Linked DNA regions of Homo sapiens: region 1 is linked to region 2. The links are chromatin loops, found by intact Hi-C in ENCODE. Cell type or tissue: psoas muscle. All regions are shown on one strand. Each heading gives the region's core, and the rest is flanking DNA. Links, peaks and the distances in the headings are about the cores only.

Evidence for each region. Hi-C counts contacts between places; a loop is a spot of excess contacts. Peaks named below come from ENCODE experiments on the same cell type or tissue, not always from the same donor. Only the 100,000 strongest peaks of a DNase experiment are listed, where the experiment ranks them.
Region 1: it touches region 2 in a loop (4-fold over the local background); 21 of 110 quality-filtered maps call a loop at or near these places.

The regions. Positions count from the first base shown.
Region 1 is chr20:44,886,807-44,892,172 of GRCh38, reverse strand. The region is part of intron 1 of YWHAB (tyrosine 3-monooxygenase/tryptophan 5-monooxygenase activation protein beta); the gene reads right to left. Among named protein-coding and RNA genes, the nearest start is that of YWHAB, 3.8 kb to the right of the region's middle. In psoas muscle, for the core only: a CTCF peak has its summit at 3,455; no DNase peak of the experiment used is centred there; H3K4me3 peaks cover 2,239 bases.
Region 2 is chr20:44,214,657-44,220,034 of GRCh38, reverse strand. OSER1-DT (OSER1 divergent transcript) reads right to left here. Exons shown (of 3, transcript NR_038339.2): 2 at 5,032-5,147. Among named protein-coding and RNA genes, the nearest start is that of OSER1-DT, 6.4 kb to the right of the region's middle. RefSeq lists a silencer at 4,725-4,814. In psoas muscle, for the core only: CTCF peaks have their summits at 2,512 (motif pointing left) and 4,799 (motif pointing left); DNase peaks (open chromatin) are centred at 2,514 and 4,814; H3K4me3 peaks cover 565 bases.

The sequences.
Region 1 (5,366 bases), core at 367-5,366, 670 kb before region 2:
CACATATTCTGAACAGCATTCACAGATGTACCATTCCAGATAGAGCATCCACAGCACTGTACAGCAGAAGTTTTAGTTCTGGAGTCTCTCTGCTGAAGAAAAATCAGATGCCAAGCTACTGCAGAAGGGACTGAGAAAGTCAGTGGGACCAGGTGGTTAGTGGGTGTTACCCAGAAAAAGTTAAACACTCCTGGCTCTCAGAGAAAACTACTCACTAAAAAACACCCACTATAAAACTGTCTGTGTGCCATTCTACATATAAAATTTAGAGTCCTGTAATAAATTTAATTCCATTCAAACATTTGCAGGTTCTTTGTTAGGAAACAAAACACAGCATATCTGTAATACAAAGTCATTAGCACTAAGTCCAGTGAACACTGAATTTGGAGAGAAACTGCATTTCTATTATTTCAAAATCCCTTCCCTCTTTCACATCAGCTGTTGCATATCATTGCTAATTATGTCCAATTAGCCATGATTAAACTTACTGAGGGTGTTAAGTGACAGGCGCAAGGTTACACATGTGACTTAATGGTAGATATGACAATAAATTGACTTCTTGGCTTAAGTAATCAATCCAAAAGACACTATGTTAATTCTGATCCATAAAGACAGCCCAATTGGTTGACCTTATGAATAATTTCTACAGTTTGGGGCCCACTGACATAATGAAGCCTATCAGTCTGATTTACCAGTACCGCACACCAAGTCCACAGGCTATGTGACCTCTGTGAATTTGTTTTCTCATCCATAATACAGGCAAATCTGGGCTGGGCGTGGTGGCTCACGCCTGTAATCCCAGCACTCTGGGAGGCCGAGGAGGGTGATCACTTGAGGTCAGGAGTTCAAGACCAGCCTGGCCAACATGGTGAAACCCCGTCTCTACTAAATATATAAAAAAATTAGCCGGGTATAGTGGCAGGCGCCTGTAATCCCAGCTAATTGGGAGGCTGAGGCAGCCTGAAGGCAGAGGCTGCAGTGAGCTGAGATCACGCCACTGCACTCCAGCCTAGGCGACAGAGCAAGACTCTGTGAAGAAAAAAAAAAACATAGGCAAATCTACTTACTAGGGTTCCTGTAAGGAGTAAACCTGTTTATGATATAAAACAGTAAGCACTCAAATAAATGGCAACCACAGTACATTCCACACAAAACTTAAAAAACCAATGGTCAGCCAGTGAAGGGAAACTTACTATGTACCTCATTTATTTTACACGTACTCTGCTTTCTTTAAAGACTTTTAAAAGAAAGGCACATAACAATTTCCCTATGCTTATTTCTAAAATGGCCCTTATCACAGTTTACTGCAATGCAAGTGTCTCTGCTGGCTCCCACACCGGATTGTGAGCTTAAAGTAGGAATCCAGCCAGGCGTGGTGGCTCACGCCTGTAATCCCAGCACTTTGGGAGGCCGAGGCAGGTGGATCGCAAGGTCAGGAGTTCAAGACCAGCCTGGCCAAGATGGCGAAACCCTGTCTCTACTAAAAATACAAAAATTAGCTGGGCGCAGTGGCAGGCGCCTGTAATCCCAGCTACTCAGGAGGCTGAGGCAGGAGAATTGCTTGAACCCGGGCTTCAGAGGTTGCAGTGAGCCAAGATCGTGCCACTGCACTCCAGCCTGGGTGACAGAGTGAGACTCCATCTCACAAAAAAAAAAAAAAAAAAAAAAAAAAGTAGGAATCCAGACTTGTATCTTTGGACACCCAATGTGGAGTACAAGGCCTAGCACACTGAGTGACTGCTTGATCAACTGATGCATTCTTAAAAAGTGAAAAAGCAATTATTTCCTACGTGGACAGAGGAAGGTAGCACACATCTGACCTATAAAATACAGACTGTTTTTATTGTCTTAGACTACTTTTTGAAAAAAGCCAGCCAGCTCTCATCAGGAGCAACACTATACATTTTGACTAATATTTTTCAGCTACCAATCATTGTATTTATAGATTCAAACTGACTTTCAACAAGCCTTTGGATTACTTTCTGTCCATCTCCTCCATTCAGAAGTCCAATCAGTTCGCTATACAAAAAGTTCACTATACAGAAACCCAAACCAGCTAACTCGTTTAGTAAATAACAAAAATATCCATCCATCATTTATGGCCTGCAAAGCACTCAGGGATTCCTAGAAACGCATTTGATCCTAAGTATCCTATGAGGCAGGTGACATTGTCCCGTTTTATAAATGCAAAGAGTTAACTCATTCAGGGTCACACAGCTATATATGGCAGATCTGGGATCTAAACCAACATTAATTTTAAAATTAATGCTCTTTCCTTTATGTAACCCTATCTCCTAAAGATCAATTATGAACTCCAATGCTCACTTAAGGAAAAGAGAGAATTGTCAACTTTTAAAAGAACTATACAAGGTTGTTACAGTGAAATTTTAAAACTGGCCTATTAAGCTAATGTTATCTAGCTTTAAAAATAAAAACAAAATCAAGGAGTTAAAAACAGCATAAAAACATGCCAAAGACTTACCAAAATGTCAAACAAATTTTAAAGGAAAGCTCTTAGCTGAGGGCAAATAATAATAATAGACAGGACTCATATCTACTTTATTGTAGCCTTCAATCTTCTTGTCCTGGTCAAGGCCATTCAGAAATAACCTCCTGTTGGTTCTTTTAGGGAAAACAATAAAATAAACTAACCAGTACGGGAAAAACTTACATAATAAAGAACTGGCCAGAATTTAAAAAAAAAAAAAAAGTTAACTAACCTACAATCTGCTAGGAATGACTTGAGGCCACTGATCATTTACATCTCATTACAAGTATCAGATACATATAACCACACCTCTATTAGAAAATCTTTTAGTTGAGAAAGCAGTAAGATGATTGGCCTTCAGCACACATATCATGAGACAGAAAGCACTTTTAGTCTGTTTCCTCAAGTATTCCCCTTAGAAAAATTCCCTCAGAATCCAGCTCCAACCGTTAGTTTCTCCATCATGCAATACAGATGACTGCTAAGATCATATTCACATAGAGATCAAAAGGATTCTAAAGCTTAAAGGTTGCTATTATGTAACCATAATTTCTTGCCCCTTAACTAGTGAATTGTCATCTTTCCCTAGAAAAATGTAGAAACAAGGAACTTAAAAGTATCTCTACAAGGAAATTTTAGTTCATTCTCTAAGGTACCAGCATTTAAAGGAAAACTCAGTTTGTTGACACCGAAAGAGCAGGTAGCACAACAGGATGTTTTAATTTAGAAGTTTCTCTCTATTTACGTAGATATATTTCCTCATTTCCTCCCTGCCAACAAAATGAGAAAAATCTGAACATCTACTGATGAAGTCGTAAGATAAACAAAAATTAATGGTCACAATCAAATTCTATTAGATGAAGAACCTAAAATTCTATGCCAAAGTAACTGATGACTTTCTCCCTAGTATGAAGCAAGTACTAGAAAAACTGGATTGTTCACAAGCTTGCTTCCTGATGCATGCTAGCAATTATCATCCCTACAGGCCAGAATGGGTATATGCTCCACAATAAATTGTCCTGTATCTATCTTCAAAAATAGCTAATATTCCCATTCAAACGTTTACTTTATTAGGATTGGTGTAAAGAAAAATTAAGGACTAAATGGTGTTCACATAAAACATATACATGTGCTGTCTCTACCACATGCAGAAATCTATAATATCATTCCTCAGAACCAGATCACCTGGTTTCATTCCTGGTTCTGGCACTTACCTTGCGCTGTGTGTGAGACCTCGGGAAAATTATCCTTCTCAGTGCCTTAGTTTCCCCATCTGTAAAATGGGGCTAACAGTCTTACCTTTCATTGGTTGTTATGAAGACTGAGCTAATATGCTTAAAGTGCTTAAAAGAAAGCTTAGCACACAGTAAGTACTGTAAGTGGTAACTATTATTATAGACTAATTGTCTGATACCACCTCATCAGTTGGTGAATAAATCACAAATGGATGGATTCTATATAAATGTCCATGAATAGCATATATGCTATGTCTAATCTATACACGTGTATATTCATGCAGATGGTCAATAACATCTATTGAACCCCAACTATATCCCAGATGCTTATTTTCATTATTGAGCTTGTCGCAACAAAAATATATCAAAAGCTGCATTACCATTTGTGCTATATAGACGAGAAAATGATTCAGAAAGACTGGATTTGCCTATATGCAAAATAAAGTCCTATAATAATATACCATTTTTTGAAAGCAACATGTGTACAAAGCAGGGTTTAGTGTCATCAGATGTTAACTGGAGAGAAAAAGCCATTAATAGTGAACTCTGATTAAAAAACAAACCAAAAGCTTATATTTAACAATTTACAGTTTATAAAAAAGGCTTAATGATAACCCTGGAAATAAGAAAACCAAGAACCAGAGATTAACATGCTGAAGATTCAGAAAGCTAGAAAATATTGCAGGCAAGATTTCAACCAAATTTACCTGACTCCAAGTCCAGTGCTCTTCCTGCTTCTCTATCCACAGCCGAATGGGCAAAATGCACTTTTTGTAGCGGCCCAAATCTCTGGAGACTCTGCCTAGAGAACCAGCATCATGGGAATTTGCTCAGCCTGGTTTTATAGAGGCTGCCTCCCTGATCTATAGCGCTCCAATTCTAAAATGGCTTCAATATAACAAGCACTGCAAGATGTGAAATGTACAAAAGATTACAGGGTAGGCGTCATACTCCAGGGGCTGGCAATCCATAAATATTTGCTACTGATGAATGAGGATATTCAGTTTGAAAAAAACTAGGTGTATAGTCTAGGCCAAATCACCTCATTTCTCATAAAGACTTCATCTGCAAGATAGGTGAATGGTTTCTTATCTCATTGGAAGGACAGGCCAGGAAAATAATTCTGCAGTTGCTACAGGATTATTAGCCTTCCATTTTGAAAGCCACACTTAAATTTCTAACTTAGGTCCAATAAGATTGACAGGTTTTACACTCACACACCGTGTGTTGCCAAGGACAGGGATCCAAGAAAAATGAGGGCTCAAACAAATGAGATATCCCTAAGTAAGAAATAGGGTACACTGGAAGCAGTCAAGAAGAAATTCACCAAGAACAAATACTTATACACATTTCCAAATGAAAATGCAAAAGCTGCAGTGTCCAGGTCTACAAACTGCATCTGTGTCTGGCTTCACATGAACTGACAGAATGAGAAATGCAGACAATTTTCATATTCTTATAAGTGCTTCACCTTTCTCTTTTGGTTCCCGAGGCTGATTTTATGTTCATAGCATCATCTTGCCAAATTCCATCTCCCACACAGGGCAAGCAAAATCAGGACCTGATGCTATCTAGCCTTACCAAAGAGAAATGCAATGAAGGCAACGACAAGAAACATGTATTTTACAGAAAGGTTGGCAAAT
Region 2 (5,378 bases), core at 316-5,315:
CAGAGATTCCTGGCACCTGGGAAGGGCTCGGTCTGGCTCCCAGGCTGATAAGGCCTAGCTGTTTAGCTTTTCCTTTTGTTGAGTGAGCTTTCTGACATTCTTCTAGTGGATTCCTTTTTCACTCGAGCAAGTCAGATTTGTTTTCCATATTCTCCAACCCGGCATCATCCTGGAAGTGAATGTGAGATGAGAAGACAGCCAAGGCATGGCCCCTGAGGGTCAGCAGACCGGCAAGAAAAGAGGAGCCTGCAGAGGAGATAGAAAAGGTGAGGCTGAGAGGGTGCCCCTGTGAGCAGTGGCCACAGGGACTGAAAGGAGAGCGAGTGGAGGAGGCGGCTGTGTTCAGCGTCAGGCAGGGCTCAAAACTCAAGCAACATGAGAATGAGACTAGGGCCACTGTATTCAGCAACAAGGAGGTTATCCATGACCTTGGCAAGGAACGTTTTGGTGAGATAGAAGTCTGGTTGCAGTAGATTGAAGAAAGGGTGGTGAGACAGAGACACAGAGACACACACACACACACACACACACACACACAGAGAGAGAAGGGGGGTGGGTGGAGAGGGGAAGAAGTACAGCCACTGAGAGAGAGAGAGAGACAGAGAGAGACCGACCCAGAGAGAGAGAGAAGGGGGGTGGGTGGAGAGGGGAAGAAGTAGAGCCACTGGCTAAGGCTCCAACAGGGAGAAAAGGACAGGAGCTCTGTGGGGAACCTGGGTAGAAGGGGGCTTTGTGGGTTTGGGGTTTGCTTTTTTTGTTTTTGGTTTTACTATGACAGAAGACATGATGTGTGTTTGCATATACAGAAGAAAGTGAGTTTCCTGAGAAGGGAGGAGAGCTGGGATTGGTTTTAGCTAGGAGGAGGGAAAGGAGAAAGGATGGCTATAGAGACAGGCAAAGATAAGGGATGGAGAGCAAGATTTCATATCTATTGGTTTCTGAAAACACAGATATACTTTTCTGGTGAAAACTTCTCTTCTCCCCCTCAGGCAGAGTTAGATGCTCATGAATACATAAGCTGAAAATGAAATACTTTGAAAAATGATAGCTAGCTGAGTGTCAACACTTGAGGGGCAAGATTGGTTTTGAGCATATGGAGGGTAAAGAAAGAATTCTTGAGAGTTAGGCTGAGCCAGGAAACTGCAATACACTTTCCTGAACTGTGTTCAAATGTGGAGTAAGCTGAAGACTCTCACCAAGACACAGCTCAGTTCAAACTGAAAAACCAAACCCACCTATTCTTTAATTGGGCAGATATAATAATTTATGAATTCCTAAAGGCTTAGCTCAGCAGCTTTAGAGCAGGAACTCTAAACTTTGTTTTGTTTTGCACAGGTTATACACTGACATGATTCAAAAATCAGAACACAAGGTATACACTCAGAAGCCCGGCCCCTCCTGCTGGCCCCCAACCACTTCCTGAAACACTTCTTAGTTACTTGTCTAGCTTATCAGTTTTTCTTTATGAAGATAGAAGCAATACAAACATATATTCTTAGCTGTACGTCGTGCTTTTTTTCACCTATATCTTAGAGATCTTTCCTCAGCGCACACACAGCTTCCTCAAACTTTTTCCCAGTTATATAGTATTTTGCTTTGTGGATGCACCAGTCCTGTACATACACTTCAGTTGTTTCTGATCTTTTGCTATTGCAGCCAATGTTGCAATGGATCATCTTTTACATAAATTATTACATATAGGTACAAATGTCATCTACAGGGTAGACTCTTAGACTTGTAATTTTGGTAGATATTGCCCAAATCAACAGGGCTGTCAATTTCACAATCCCACTGGTAATGTATTAAAAGTCCTGCTATTTATTCTCCCGACTCCCCCACCTCCAGCCCCATCCACAGGGCATGCTGTCAAGCTTTGGGATTTCTGCCAATCTGACAGGTTAAAAATGGTATCTCCGCATACTTTTTATAAGCACTTCTCTTTGAAGATTGAGATTGAGCATTTTTTCATAAGTTTAAGTGCTATTTGTATTTCTTTTGCTGTGAACCGTCTGCTCATGTCCTTTGCTCACTTTCTCTATTCGGCTGCTGCAGGAGAAGTCCTTAACCAGTGGTCTGTGGCTTTCTCGGAGGAAGGGAGGGAGGGCTGTCTTGTGACTCAGATAAGGTTAAGAATTGTAGGGAAAAAAACCGCTCACCCTAACCTGATACCTATTTTGTGGTATACATAGAGATGTTTAAGTTTTAAAAACTTTTAACTGAAGTTTAGTTATACGCACAGAAAAATGTACATATACCACATTATAGCACACACTCCTATAACCAACATCGGGTCAAAGAACAATATTACCAGCACCCCAAAAGCCCCTCTCAACACTCCCTTCCAATCCTTACCACATGGAGATTCTTTCTTCTGCAGCTTTATTTCTTGATTCTATTCTAAAGGCAAGTGATCCACAAATCCCGGGTCTTCCACAGTTTTGAAGCCACAGTGAAGGGCTTCACCAACGGTAAGGAAAGAGGCCCTGCAGTCCTAGGGCTCCCTCTGCTGGTGATCAGCAGCTACCAGGAAAAGCTGCCCCTCCCCTCCTGGAGCTCTGAGGATTGACTGGAGTCTTGGAAATCAAATTGGTGCAGGCTTAATGGGAATCGGCACACAGGCGCATGGCTGAGGCATCAGAGTCCTCCTTTACCTCCTTTACTCTCCATCCTGTTAACATTTCGGGAAAGCAACTATCAAAACAATAGACCACAGTAGCTTGGGGGCTATGAAGAGAATGACAAGAAAGAGCGGCGAATTCCCGCTTCCCAACCCTTGCCTATTCCCCATCCACAAAAACAGGAGGCTGTTGTGAAAGGTCCTGCTGCTTGAATCAACTGTCAAAGGCATCAACAGTCCCCAGTCATGTTTCCAGAAAGCCAGTAGACAACTGGAATTATTTGCTGAGATGACTGACTGACTGATGGACTCACTGGCTCCTGTGGTAGGTACAGCTCCTATTCTGGTGGACTGCATGCGAAGTCCCATGGGACAACGGGGTCGGGCCATTTAACACACACAGGGGAGCAGGAGTTGAGGGAGGGAAAGTCAACATAATAGGTTTTTCTTGCCCTCCAGAAATTTAGAATCTAGCAGGAGATACAAGAAATGTACGGGTAAAGGGCTGAAAATAAGTTCAGGAGGGACCTGAAGAAGCTCCAGGTGAAATGTTACTGTGGTCGTAGAGACAGGGAGGGGACCTGAGCTGACGAAGTGGACGGGTGGTAGACAGAGGAGCTGGAGGCTCTTCAGTTGTAGGGAGGGGCAAAAAACAGATGCCCAGAGAAGCCAACAGGCCCCCAGTGGACTCTCATGGTAGAAGAAAGTGGGGAGGATCACCACCATTGAGGCAGGTCCTTAGGGCTGTGGCTCCAGGAACTCCATTTTGTCAGGGTACCCAGAGCCAAACAAATTCTGCGGGATGGACTATCTGTTGACTGAAGATCTATAAGCCAGGTGCAGTGTATTCATTTGCAGAAAGGACTATGTCCTTCCCACAACTGGAATGCTTGTGTTTGCCTTCCAGGGCTCCCTTGTTTCTTTCCTCTGATTATCTCCCACCCTCTCCTTAAGGGTCCTGACCTTTCCTGTGGCTTCAATGGCCACCTGTATGCAGACTCCACAGTCTTTATTTCCAGTCCCCACCTCCCATGTGAGCTTCAGAACCATATATCTGCATGCCTGCTAGACACCTCCACGCGGCTGCCCCACGGATCTCTCAGGTTCACTCTGTCCAAACTGAACTAATTTAGAGATATATCAGCACAGAGAGGCAGTGACAGCACAGACTCTACCAAGCTGCCTAGGTTCAAATTCTAGCTCTGCCACTTGTTAGCTGTGTGACCTTGGTGAGTTACTTAACTTCTCTTTGCTTCAGTTTCCTCATCTGGAAGATGAGTGTGATAATGGTAATCTCATAGAATTGTGGTGAGAATTAAAATGAGTCTTCTGATGCATAGGAAGAGCTATGAAAGTATTAGCCCTCATAGGCTGGGCATGGTAGCTCATGCCTGCAGTCCCAGCACTTTGGGAGGCTGAGGCAGGCAGATCACTTGAGGCCAGGAGTCCGAGAGCAGCCTGGCCAACATGGCAAAACGCTGTCTCCACAAACAAACAAACAAACAAAAATTAGCCAGGCATGGTGGCACACGTGGGTGACTAAGGCAGGAGAATCACTTGAATTAGGGAAGCAGAGGTTGCAGTGAGCCAAGATTGCACCACTGCACCCCAGCCTGGGCAACAGAGCAAGACTCTGTCTCAAAAAAAAGAAAAGAAAAGGAAAGAAATAAAAGAAAGTATTAGCTGTTACTATGATTCTCCATTTAAATGTTCTTCCTCTGCTCACTGTCAGCTGGGTTCAACAGAGTTTAATTGAGATGGGCACCAATATCCATTCAGTTGCTCAAACTGGAAAGCAAAGTATCATTGTCAGCTTTCTCTCACTGCCCATCCTGTTCGTAGTCAATCTCTCCCCAAGGCCTGATCTACGCAACTTTCCAATCGGCTCACTTGTTCTCCATACTTAGGGCCACCTGCCCCTTCGATCACCATCATCTCAGGCCTGGATCACCATGCCGGCTCACGCTGAAACCAGTCATCTTTCTAAAATAAATTTGGTCATTTCTTTCCATAGCTCCTACAGTTCTCAGAAGGAGAAACCTCAGGATAAGTCCCTTGCTGCAGCCTTTGGGACCTGATTCCTCCTTTCATCTGCACTTGAAACTTTTATGTTCAAAACCAAACCGTCTCACACTCCCCAAACCTAGTCTTCTTGGATTCCCTTCCTTAGTGAAGGGGGCCACCTACTGGCACGGCTCAGGCCAGACATCTGCTCAGCAGGCTGCCGAGCCCTGCTGGTCTCACCATCCTTCAGCCATGGTTCCCATTCTGGTCTTCCCTCAGATTATTTCGAGTGTCTTCTAACTGGTCTCTCTTACATTCCCCACCCTCCCCATCTACTTTCTAAGAGTCTGCTGGAATGATATAAATTGCTACTAAAAATACAAAAATTAGCAGAGCATGGTGGTGCTCACCTGTAATCCCAGCTACTGAGGAGGCTGAGGCACGAGAATCAGTCGAACCTGGGGGCGGAGGTTACAGTGAGCCAAGATTGTGCCATTTCACTCCAGCCTGGGTGACAGAGCGAGATCTCAAAAAAAAAAAAAAGGTTTCAATAGTTTCTGGCACACAACACTCAATGCCTTCCTTTAACAAGTAATTATTGAGAGCCAACTATGTGCCACATAGAGTTCAGGCCTTGGGGATACACTGTATTTTCATCAATTCTAAGACACCATCATTTTAAAGACTCACCACTTACTGTAGGAACAAGTAAGAAAGAAAAAAATACTACCAATTAAACCAGGACACACTGGCGATT